Linked DNA regions of Homo sapiens: region 1 is linked to region 2. A link is a contact called in ENCODE Hi-C or POLR2A ChIA-PET data. All regions are on one chromosome and are shown on one strand. Each heading gives the region's core, a stretch centred on a gene start or an enhancer-like site at or near the end of the contact. The rest is flanking DNA. Distances are from core to core; before and after follow the strand shown. Region 1 has its middle 96 kb from the start of LINC01532. Region 2 holds the start of LINC01532 (long intergenic non-protein coding RNA 1532).

Region 1 (5,608 bases), core at 494-2,993, 97 kb before region 2:
TCTTTTTAAGATTGTTCTGAACAAAGGCAGCCAGTCCCTCTGCTCACAAGACATGCAGAAACATGAAAGACCCATAAGGACAGGAATATTTTATGTCAACCCAATGACATAATTTTCTTCCCATGCACCAATGAGGGCTTCTGCAGATTGTCTTTTGCAGTATAAAATGTGACTCGTTTACTTTAGATGCTCTGGAACAGTTGAAGAAAACAAGAAATAAGGCAGACTGCAACACAGACTAGAAGGTCATGCTATCCCTTCTCTAGCCAACAGTGGAAAATGACAGGGGAAGTAAGCCACGCCTGGGGCTGTAAACATACCAGACAAGAAGAAACTCAATTCTGGAACGAGGGTAGAGGGCTGATGGAGACTTCATAAAGGGAGAAGCTGAGAGAAGATGGCCTTCAGGGAGACAGGAGTGAAAGGAGATACAGTGTTTTTACTGGGGGCCAATGCCCAATTTTTCACTTAATTCTGTTTATTTTGAGTTTTATCACTGGAAACAGAAAGTTCATTGAATCATCTCCAGGATTCTAAGAACAAGGGGTCATATGGGCAGGAAAGAGCTCTCCCCACCGCATGCTCCATGCAAACACCTTCAGGTAGGAGGTAGGGGGATGAATCTCCTGCAGGGAGGCAGTGGTTGTGATTCTCTTGGTATTTATTCCCCCTTTTCTTCAAAAGGATGGAGAAAGACAGAGAAGTGCAGAGACAGTGCCACAAAGAGAAGGAGCTGCTAAGTCACACCTGGCTTGAAGGGGGCTTTCTTGGCTCCCATATTGTTGCTGCACACCTAGGATTCAGCCTAGATCCAGTTACTTGCTGCACAGAAAGCCAATCACTGAAACAATCAGTATTGCCAGGGAAGAAAGGCTTTGTTGTGGGTGACACCAGCCAGAAGATGGGAGACAAGTCTCAAATCCATCTCCCTAAGTGACTATTGTCAGGGGTTCATTTAAACAGGAGCTGATAACAGGCAGCAGGTGGCCTCACCACCTGGATACAATTATCTGGAAAGCTTTAGCTCCCTGACACTACCTGGAAAGCCTGATGGTCAGCTTCCTGAAAAAGGAAATCGGACAAATGTAAATTTCTCAAGCTTGAAGACTGGGAGGGTCAACTTCTACATTTATTCAAAAAACCCACAAACATCAGTTCTATGGGAAAATTGGGCCAGTTTCAACAGATGGGCCAGTTTCTGCGGACAGCAGCATCTGAGTCAAACACCAGGATAGGGCTCAGCAAAGCACAAGAGTGGATGACAAATTTGCTTCTTGACATGATAATTCACAGGTAGCTGCAAACTCCTGCAAGAGCCTCACACATCCTCTTACTGGGAATCTGAAGGCCAGTTCTGGACCTGTTGAGTAGGAAGAGGAACATTTGGAGATGCCCACCCAAGATTCCAGACTTGAGAGACATGCTAGCCTCTGCAGCCTATGTTTTCAGAAAGCAGCAGCATGGAGGCAGGGGTGTGGACCACCCTGTCCCTGTCTGGCCCTGGGACTTAGAACCCCTGCCCTTGGCGGTAGGCATGTTCTTCCATGTGAGACATTATATAACATTCACCAAGGCCCAGTGGCCTCAGCTCCATGGGATCGGAGAGGCCAGGGAGCTGTGAGTCACACTTGCCTCAGAGCTGGGTGGGGCTCTCCCACTCAGCGGCAGGCAGCGTGCATTCCCATTCTGTTGTAAGCAGTGCAGCATGCCCAGTCACACTGCTTCCCAATAATCTTTCATAACAAACATCCAGGGCGTTTCAAGCAGTGCCAAGTGGGCTCTGAAGTGGAAACAGGGAACCTGCTCTGAAGCATAGCAGCTCTGCCACCTTCCCACTCTCGGGGCACTGCAGGGGGTGGTGGGGGGTTAGTAAATGGATGAACACCCTTAATTGCCTTGCCTGTGGGCCAAATGTGGTTAGTGAGAAATAAGCTCCTCAAATACAACATGCTGGAGCTGGATTTCACAATCAGCTGTGATATGGACATGAGTCCAGAGAGGAGTGGTAGGGCAGGGCCGGCAGTGGTGCAGGCACAGGCGTGGCCTTGGCTGCCCACTGGACTTCAGGACAGCCCTCCAGCCAGCAGCATCATGGGGGCAGGGGGATCAGCCCATGCACTTTGGCAGTTAGTTTGAGGAGTTTCTGAGTCAGCGTACTAAGAACATTTTATTTAGTGTCACCGTGTCCGAGGTCAATGGACTTTCATGGTTATCTCATCTTACATCCCTCTTTCGTGGTTGGAGAGACTGAGGTCTGGGCAGACAATTTAATAAAAATAATTCAGTCACAGCTGTCTTTCTTTGGGACTATCCCCATTTAACAGATGGAGAATGAGGCTTGCTGCAAACCTGCCGGTCAGTGAGGGGCAGAGCTGCGACCTCAACCATCAGCCTATGGAAAACAGATATCTGCCCAGTTCCTGGGATCTGTGCTTGTCTCAGTCCATGTTCCTATAAAGGAATACCTGAAACTGGGTAATTTATAAAGAAAAGAGGTTGATTTGGCTCATGGTTCTGCAGGCTGTACAGGAAGCATGGTGCCAGCATCTGTTTCTGGTGTGGCCTTAGGAAGCTTCCACTCAGAGGGGAAGGTGAAGGGGGAGCCGACATTTGCAGAGATCACAGAGCAAGAGAGCAAGAAAGGAGAGGTGCCAGGCTCTTTTCAGCGACCACTTCTCACAGGAACTAAGAGTGAGAATCACACCAAGCCACACGTGGGGTATCCACAGCCATGACCCAGATACCTCCCGTCAGGCACCACTCCCAACGCTGGGATCCAACTTGAACATGAGACTTGGCAGGGCCACAGGAGTGCTCCTGAAACAAATGTGACATAGCTGGGCACCCGTTACAGGCTGAGCACTGCTTTAGGCACTCAGGTGACGGTGGAAAGTAAGATGGAAAGATCCCTGTTCTCACAATTTCCGCAGAAGTTACAAGGAGATTTGGTTCCTGGGTGCCAAGGCTTGGCAGTGTTCGAGGATACCCCACAAGGTGCCATCTGTAGGTAAGGCAACAGTAATTCCCTTGAGGACTCAAATTTACAGAGATCCCAAACAGCATACATTTGAGAGACATTTTCTCCAGACAAAGAGGATGAGAAGGAGAATATCCCACCCAGAGATCATACTCAGAACTTAGGAAACAGTTCTTCTCATGTTATTGTATTTAGATGGTTAACATTCTTTGTTCTTTCTCGTTTTTCATCTACAGTGTCATTCTCATCAAGGGAGCATCTTTCTCCTCATTAAAATAGGAGGGGAGATATTCAGAAAGATATTTAATTTTACAGTGCAGGGAAACAAATACTATTTATTTATTAGTATAATTAGGACAAGAGACAAAACATATCTCAGATGTCTTTGAGCCTTTTATTGCTGCAGATATTGTCTTTCAAAACATCTGAAAATTAAGCCATGAAGCAGCATTTACATTCCCCCAATTACCAATGGGATGAGTTTCCCTGGGAAGGAGAGGGGAGTGGGGAGCTGCTGCAGCTGGATCATATGCACTTTATTCATTAGGCAGTAATAAGAAATTTACCATTTTCCATAAAGGGGCTATTTCAGATCCCACCAATCAATGAGCCAGGTGGGAAATTCTGCACCCGTATTTGCATGAGGGAGCAGAGTCACACCTCAAATATTTAAGCTAAAACTCTTTAATAACAGCATAAAAGCAGAGCAGGTGTTAAATTACTGCAGGATTTGTGTTGTCATCCCAGCCCAAATGTGGATGCTCCTGAATGACTGTGACATTTCTGCCACGGGGAACTGGGTGACCCAGTCCTGCTAAGTCTGGCTGGGCAGGCTCTGGGGCCAAGGTGATTGAGGACTATGCATAAGAAAAGAGAAGTGCACAAGAAAAATCCCATTCTTGAGGAATGAAAGCTGACGGTCATGCCTCTGGCTGCTCTGCCTACATCATCCAGTCATACCAAGAACAGAGGACAGTAAGCTTCTGCACATGTCAAAGATGGTTTGCATCAGATGTGCTTATTTTGTGTGGCAGCCATACCTTCTTCTGGTAAAAGGATCCCTGGTTCCCTTTGGTTCCCTCTGCTCTGTTGCATGCAGGCTGGCTGCAATTGTCAACCAGGGCACCCTGCCACTCTCACTGCATTAGGCAAGGAATAGGAATGTGACAAAAGACAGCCCAGTTGGCTTCTTTCTTGGGACTTCGACTCTCAAGGTACATGAGGCAAGGATGAATAGAATGGTTAGGGTTGATGAGCTGCCAATTAGCCCCGCCTGCCTGGGTCCCTGGAGTGGCCCCTGTTTCTGTTTCTTGCATGTCTCTGTCTCGGTGTTCCTTTGATTTGATGCATTCTGTAATATCTTCCCATTAAATTTCACTTTTGCTTAAGCTAGCCAGAGTTGATTTCTGTTGCTTGCAATTAAAAAACCTTGACTGATATAAAAATAACAGCAGCAACAACAACAGTTGCAGATGTTGTTTATTAAGAGCAGAGCTTTATAAGATGTTACCTCATCTAATGGTCACAGAGTCAAACTAAAGTAGGTATTATTATTGCTATCTTATAACATGGAGTATTCAGAGTCAGAAGCAGCCCAGGCCCAGTGGTTCTTTAAAAGCCTGGCTTGTGATCCCAGTGAATTCCTCTATATCAGTCAGAATTCCTCAGAGAAACAGAACAAGTAAGATAAATATGTGTAGACAGATAGGTAGGTAGATGTGTGGATGAATGGATGAATGAATGAATAGATGGATGGATGGATAGCTAGAGTTATATATATAAGGAGAGATTTATGTTGGGAATTTGCTGACATGATTATGAAGGCCAGGAAGTCCCACCATAAGCCATCTGCAAACAGCAGAACCAGGAGGGCTGGTGGTAAAGTTCAGTCTGAGTCCAAAGCCCTGAGAACTGGGGGAGCCAATGGTGCAACTCCCACTTTGAGACCAAAGGCCTGAGAACCAAGGGGCACTGTCGTAAGTCCTGGAATCCAAAGGCCCAAGAACCTGAAGCTCCAATGTCTAAGGGCAAGAAAAGATGGAGGCCTAAGCTCAAGAAGAGAGAGAATTCACTCTTCCTTTGCTTTTTTGCTCTATCTGGGCCCTCAATGATTGGATGATGTCAGCCCACCTTGGTGAGGGCAGATCTTTACTCAGTCTCCTGATTCTAAGGCTAATCTCTTCTGGAAACACCTGCATAGAGATACCCAGAAATGGCCGGGCACGGTGGCTCACGCCTCTAATCCCAGCACTTTGGGAGGCCAAGACGGGCAGATCACCTGAGGTCAGGAGTTCAAGACCAGCCTGACCAACATGGAGAAACCCCATCTCTATTAAAAATACAAGATTAGCCGGGCATGGTGGTGCATACCTGTAGTCCCAGCTACTCGGGAGGCTGAGGCAGGAGAATCACTTGAACCTGGGAGGTGGAGGTTGCAGTGAGCTGAGATTGAGCCATTGCACTCCAGCCTGGGCAATAGGAGCAAAACTGCATCGAAAGAAAGAGAGAAGGAGAGAAGGAGAGAAGGAGAGAAGGAGAGAAAGAAAGAAAGAAAGAAAGAAAGAAAGAAAGAAAGAAAGAAAGAAAGAAAGAAAGAAGGAAGGAAGGAAGGAAGGAAGGAAGGAAGGAAGG
Region 2 (5,954 bases), core at 1,793-4,292:
AGCAGACCCTTTGCGACAATAGGATACCAATTATAAACAGGACCTAAGGCCGTGCCAGACAAGGGGTAAGTCATGCACCCCTACAGGTCACTCTGACCCAGTAGTTTGGTTAACAAACTTCCTTAACTTAAAACATTCTTTTCTGCTAACTCCAAATTTTTAGACAAAGCTCTACTCCTTTAATCAGTTGCAAATTAAAGAATCTCTAGGTCCACTGATGATCTATAAGTCCCTGCTTCAAGATATTCCACCTTTTGGGGCTGATCCAAAATACACCTTCCATGTATTAATTCATGTCTTCACTCGCAACTCCTGCCTGCCTGAAATGTACAAAACTAAGCCGTAATCCAACTGTCCCGGACGCACTCTCTCAGGGCCTCTTAAGACTGCATTTCCGGGGCCATGGTCACTCATACTGGCTCAGAATAAACCTCTGAAAAATACCTTACGGAGTTTGATTTTTCCATCAATAGCTCCATCAGTTAGCCAGGAGATGAGGAAGTTGCCTTGCTGATCTCTCTTCCAGTCCTGAGTCCCATGCATCTTCCATGGCCTGGGGATCTCTAGATTTGGGGGTCCTGAGGCTGCGGGGATGGGCCGGCGGGCCTGGCTGATGGGGCGGTGGCAGGTGGGGCTCCTCCGCAGCATGCTGAAATCTGTGGCACCTGTGACCCTGCTAAACATTTCCCTTTTCTGCTTCTTGAATTTTTAAATTTTTTATTCATTTTATATTTTAGAGACAGAATTTCATTCTGTTGCCCAGGCTGGAGTGCAGTAGTGTCATCGTGACTCACTGCAATCTCTGAACTCCTGGGCTCAAGCGATCCTCCTGCCTCAGCCTCCCGAGTAGCTAGGCCCACAGGCACTAGAGATGGGGTCTTGCTATGTTGCTCAGGCTGGTCTTGAACTGCTGGGCTCAAGTGATTCTCCCATCTTGGCTTCCCAAAATGCTGGGATTACAGATGTAAGCCACTGCACCTGGCCACATTTTCTGACTTTCGCAGGCAAGAGCGGGAGAGCTGAGTGCAAACCTCAGCATTACAGACATCTGCAAGAACTTTCCAGCAGGCTGCTGGCTTCCTACGGCTAAGTCCCTTTTCCCTGCGGTAGTGGTGGTCTCTGATCCACAGAATGTCAGCTGTTCAAGTGGGAAAGCCTGGGCCCAGAACTGAGAAAAGGCCTTTTCCAAGTCCCAGAGTGAGCTGCTAAGTGAGATGGAACAAAACCTTCACCTCTGGCTTCTTCTCAGCCAAGCCCACATTCATTTTCCCTGTTTGACATTTTTGACTGGAGGTTCCAACTAAAAATAGTGACCCAGTTACACACAAGGACTAGGAAACTCACCCTCCGGCCCTGGTGGCTGCATCATCTCGACTTCACTCTGCGGGGCATCCTCCACAGACCCATCCCTCTCCAGCTGCCTCTGCAGTGTCAGGATGATTGAACACAAAAGGAGACAGTGCTGAGACATGCCAGGCTTTACCACAGCATTCAAAAGGATTCAGCATTCAACCTCCAGCCTGGCCATTCAATGCCAGATTATCAGCAGCTCTGAAGAAGGAGCTCAAGAGGCTTCATCAGGAGTGCACAGCATGGCCTGAGCTGGTCATGAGAGTGAAGGTCCCACCATGTGGGCTGGGTGATGGGGGAGCACAGAGAAAGGGGGTGGGGATGGGGTCACGTTGAACTAGGCTGGGCAGCAGCCTGTTTAGTAAAAGTCAGTGGGCACACAGAGCTAATGCCTGATCTTTTCATTCAAGACCACAAGGTCCCATCAGGGGTTCGGGCGCCCAGTGTGTTAGGAATTCTCCTTAAAGGTGGCCCCAGCCCTCCCAGCCTGTCTTCCCCGAGCATACCTGAGCAACATCTTCATTGCATTTTAGTCCTGAGATGGGGAAGGGACCCTCTCTTAGGGGCCTAATGAGCCTTCCCAAGCATGAAAATAAAGAAAACTCCTGCGTTCCTCGAAGGGAAATTCCAGGCACCTAGGTAGGCCTGAAAAGTAAGTAAGCAAGAAAGCAATCGTCACCTAAAGCCAAGGAAATAAGTCCAGAGATTTTTGGTTTCTCTACAGAAATGAAAGATAACATCTCAACATATGTCCCTGAGTTCTTTCACACACCCAGACCCCACTGCAGACCCCGGTGGGATTCGCTGACAGGTAGACCTCGGATAAGGGGGAATTGCAGGCAGAACTCTGACCACACTGTTCTTTGTTTTAAGTTTATTCCTGAGAGGCTTGGTGGGAGTCACCCTGTCCCCTAGCCAGTTAACATGTTTTTCTGCTGACCCCCAATTTTTAAACAAAGCTTCTCTTCCTTAACTAATTGCAAATCAGAAAATCTTTGAATCTACCTATGACCTGTAAGCTCCTCCCCTTTAAAGATGCCCCCACCCTTTTAGGCCAAAATCAGTGTGTACCCTCCATATATTGATTTCTGATTTTGCCTGTGGCTTCTGCTCTTCTGAAGTTTACCCCTATATATATATATATATATATATATATTTATTTATTTATTTATTTATTTATTTATTTATTTATTTTCAGTCTTGCTCTGTCTCTCAGGCTGCAGGGCAGTGGTGTGACCTCGGCTCACTGCAACCTTTGCCTCCCAGATTCAAGCAATTCTCCCACTTCAGCCTCCCAAGTAGCTGGGACTACAGGCGTGTGCCACCACACCTGGCTAATTTTTGTATTTTTAGTAGAGACAAGGTTTCACCATGTTGGCCAGGCTGGCTTGAACTCCCAACCTCCAGTGATCTGCCTGCCTCAGCCTCCCAAATTGCTGGGATTACAGATGTGAGCCACTGCACCCAGCCTACCCCTACCTTTAAACACCTTCACCCTCAAGCCATGTGGGAGGTCAGGAGCTGAGCAGTAGCTTCCAGATCCTCCTTGCTTGGTGCCCTGCAAATAAACACTTTCCTTTTTATTGCTGTGAAAACTCGGTGTGGCTGTCGGGTTTTACTCACCTAGCGAGTGGACCCCAGTTCGGTTCTGTAACAGTGCCTCTCAGCGCTCAGGGCTTCCTGAGGATAACGGCTGCAAAGCTGCTGTCTCCCTCCCCAGGGCTAGCTCAGGGTCTCGTGTCTGAACCACATGCTTTGTTCTGTCTGTCACAGTTGTTTTTCTATATTAGAGGAGAGGCTGCTTCCCACCTTCCTACTTACATTTGTGGGTGTCCTCCCGAGACCATCCCACACTTTGCTTAAGGCATGGGGCTGGGCAGGAGAAAGGCGAACCGTGAACTTCTAAAAGATCCATCTGCCCCCACAATTTGGAGCTTGGGGGATTCTCTGACTCCATTCCTTTGGGTGAGGGGAACACGTGTTTAGTCAACACTGTCCTTGTTTAGCCAACATTTGCTTTCAGAAAAGTACATTTCCCATGGAGACTTTTATTCCTAAGCTTGGTTGTCCCGAAAAATCTTTTCTCCTTTTTCACCCGTTAAGCAGAAACAAAAATGCATTTCTGCAGGGAATAAATCATTTGCCTGGAGGCCGAAACTCTAGAGGAAATCTGTCCAAATGTTCATTTGCATATTCGAGCTTTTAGCATTCTCCTCGTGTCTCCGAACTGGAAACTTGGGAGAAGTACCGACTCAGTGTTCCAGCACAGCGTTTTATGAAACCCAAACCAAGCTGATCAGTGAATCAGTCACCCAGAACTGTTTCCTCCCGGGAATGAGCTCTGGGAGCTAACCTTGAACCAGGAAGACAAGATGAGGAAGGAGGGAAGGAATCACTGGATTAGAGCCGCCTCTGTCACCCGGTGGCTGATAAATTTTTTATTTCTCTGAGGCTTGTCTTTCTTATCTGTAAAATGGGCACACTTTGTTTTCTTCCATCCAAGTATTGATCAATCCAGAGCCTGTTTAGCTTCTGAGATCAGATGACACCAGGCACGTCCATGGTAATATGGCCATAGACACCTTGTTTTCTGAATTGAAAACAGTTTTTTTGTCAGGGGCAGGGGAGTCACATTTTAACCTTTCTGAAGCTGCTGCCGCTTTTTCAGTGGACCAGCCGTCCTCTTAACAGGCTCCTCCTGCAAGCCGCTTGTGTTGAAATAGCAGGGCCTTCCTTTGGCAGAGGAGGGCAGGGAGGGGGAGCTGGTGGCTGCCTCCAGCTCTCTCTCTCTCACAGTGAGGATGCCACACTTCCCCAAGACTGCTGCCCTAGAGTCCCAGGAGTTGGTCGCATTCTCTCCCTTGCTCATGGGTCCTGGCGTGGATGCATCTCCAGACACCCGGATATTTCCAGGGCTGGGTGATGTCCTCCATGCTGGCGTTAGATTCCAAGATAAGATTCCAAGGTAGATTCCTCCCACATCTACTCCTAACTCCCTGCACTCCAGGTGCATTATGGGATGTTTGTAAAGAGCAGTTCTGGAGGCCCTGGACTCTGGTTCCATTCCAGGACCGGTCACCCATGTCTTTGAAGTGGAATTCCCCCACCCCTCTCCCCGCCTCCCTCACCCCTCTCCCCACCTCCCCCACCCCTCTCCCCGCCTCCCCGACCATGCACCAAAGATGGCTGGGGCACCACAAGGATGTATTTAGGAGTGAAATGACACGATGTTGGGAATTTGCCTTAAAAATGTATGTGTATGGGGCAGCTGAGAGAAGAATGACAGAAACACGTAATTGTTAAAAATGAGGATTCATTATATTATTTTCTCTACTTTGGGGAGTGTTTGAAAATTTCCGTAATTGAAAGTAAAAAATAAAATGAAAACTTATGAACAGAGAATTGAATGGAGGATGTGTGTACCCCACTGGCATTGATAAACAGCTCTTGCTTAGAGCAGGGTGGTCCAGGATATCATTTTTCCAGGCTTCCGAATCCAATTTACTCATTAACCTAATTGTGGACTCATTGCAGGGTGCAGAAAACCAGGGGAAGAGCTGGGCCCGGGGAAGCATTTTGCAGGAGACAACTTAGCCTTCTGTGTGTCACCCTCTCAGCTCGGGGTTCCCCTGCCCCTTGGGGTGTCCCAGGACAGAGACATAGAAGGCAGCTTATGGGGGGAGGTCACCTCCTCCATGCCCACCTTCTGCTCTTTCAGAGCTCCAGCCCCTGAAGAGGGCGAGGATGTGATGATGAGGATGCTGATGGCTCCCCTAGTCTGAGCACCTACTGTGTGCAAGCCCCCAGGCATTTCAACTACACAGCAGCCCTGTGAGGTGGCCCCTGTCACCGAGGCTTACAGGGGTAGAGTTTGAGGCCTAGAGGGACTGAGAAGTGGCACTTGGCAGTATTGAAACCCAGTTCTCTCCGGTGGCTGTAGGCTGAGCTAGGGTGAGAATGGTCTTGGCAGCCACAGCTCTGAGCCTGCCTCAGGAGGGAGGGAAAGAACATGAGGACTCTCCAGTCCCTGGGGTTCCCCTGGCACCATGGCTCTGCCCCCGAGAGAGCACAAAGTACCTTACAAGTCTCCCTGAGGCTACAGGTGAAGGCTGCTAGTGAAGGCCCCAGCTGTGGCTCCCTCAACCAACTAGTCCCAGGGATACCTGCATCTTCCGTGTGTACCTCCCTGGGGGCTAGTGTTCAGAAAACCCTCTGAGAAGAGACTCAGATGGTTTGAACGTGCGCCAAGAACACCCTGGCTGTGTGGGCCATGTCTGACTGCCTCGAGCGAGACTGATAAGCTCTGACATTACAGGGAATTACATCTGACCTGACACCCATTAGGAAATAGTCATAAAAATCTCAACACCGTCAACAGTCCTCACTATGTCCTGATCACCCGCCAAGGCTGACGGCTGTTATTCAGCAGTTACAGGGCGCTTTATATTTGCAAAACTCAGACAGGAAAGGTTATTGTGCATTCTCCTCTGTCTTATTAGGCAGTCAGGAGCTGCCCTGGGAGAGAGGTCAGCCAGGCCTTCAGTGGCAGGGTGGTGGCTTAGAAAGATGCCTAGGGATGGAGCCTGTCACACCCAGGTTTAAGT

The links. Hi-C counts contacts between places; a loop is a spot of excess contacts on that map. ChIA-PET counts read pairs that join two places held with the same protein, here RNA polymerase II (POLR2A).
Region 1: a map of vagina shows a loop between it and region 2 (2.7-fold over the local background). The contact joins the enhancer-like site here to the promoter of LINC01532 in region 2. A Hi-C loop is called at or near these places in 2 of 168 maps with a recorded cell type or tissue (endothelial cell of hepatic sinusoid and vagina). POLR2A ChIA-PET finds 5 or more read pairs at or near these places in 2 of 52 experiments (OCI-LY7 and PC-9).

What each region holds. Positions count from the first base shown.
Region 1 is chr19:29,095,451-29,101,058 of GRCh38, reverse strand. No RefSeq gene overlaps it. Among named protein-coding and RNA genes, the nearest start is that of LINC01532, 96 kb to the right of the region's middle. Within about 2 kb of position 1,743, at least 11 of the 41 ENCODE cell types and tissues checked have a DNase peak (open chromatin) inside an H3K27ac peak, as active enhancers do.
Region 2 is chr19:28,999,643-29,005,596 of GRCh38, reverse strand. It overlaps LINC01532 (long intergenic non-protein coding RNA 1532), which reads right to left and starts at 3,042. Exons shown (of 5, transcript NR_040036.1): 1 at 2,974-3,042; 2 at 1,857-1,995; 3 at 1,345-1,423. It also overlaps the pseudogene RNA5SP470.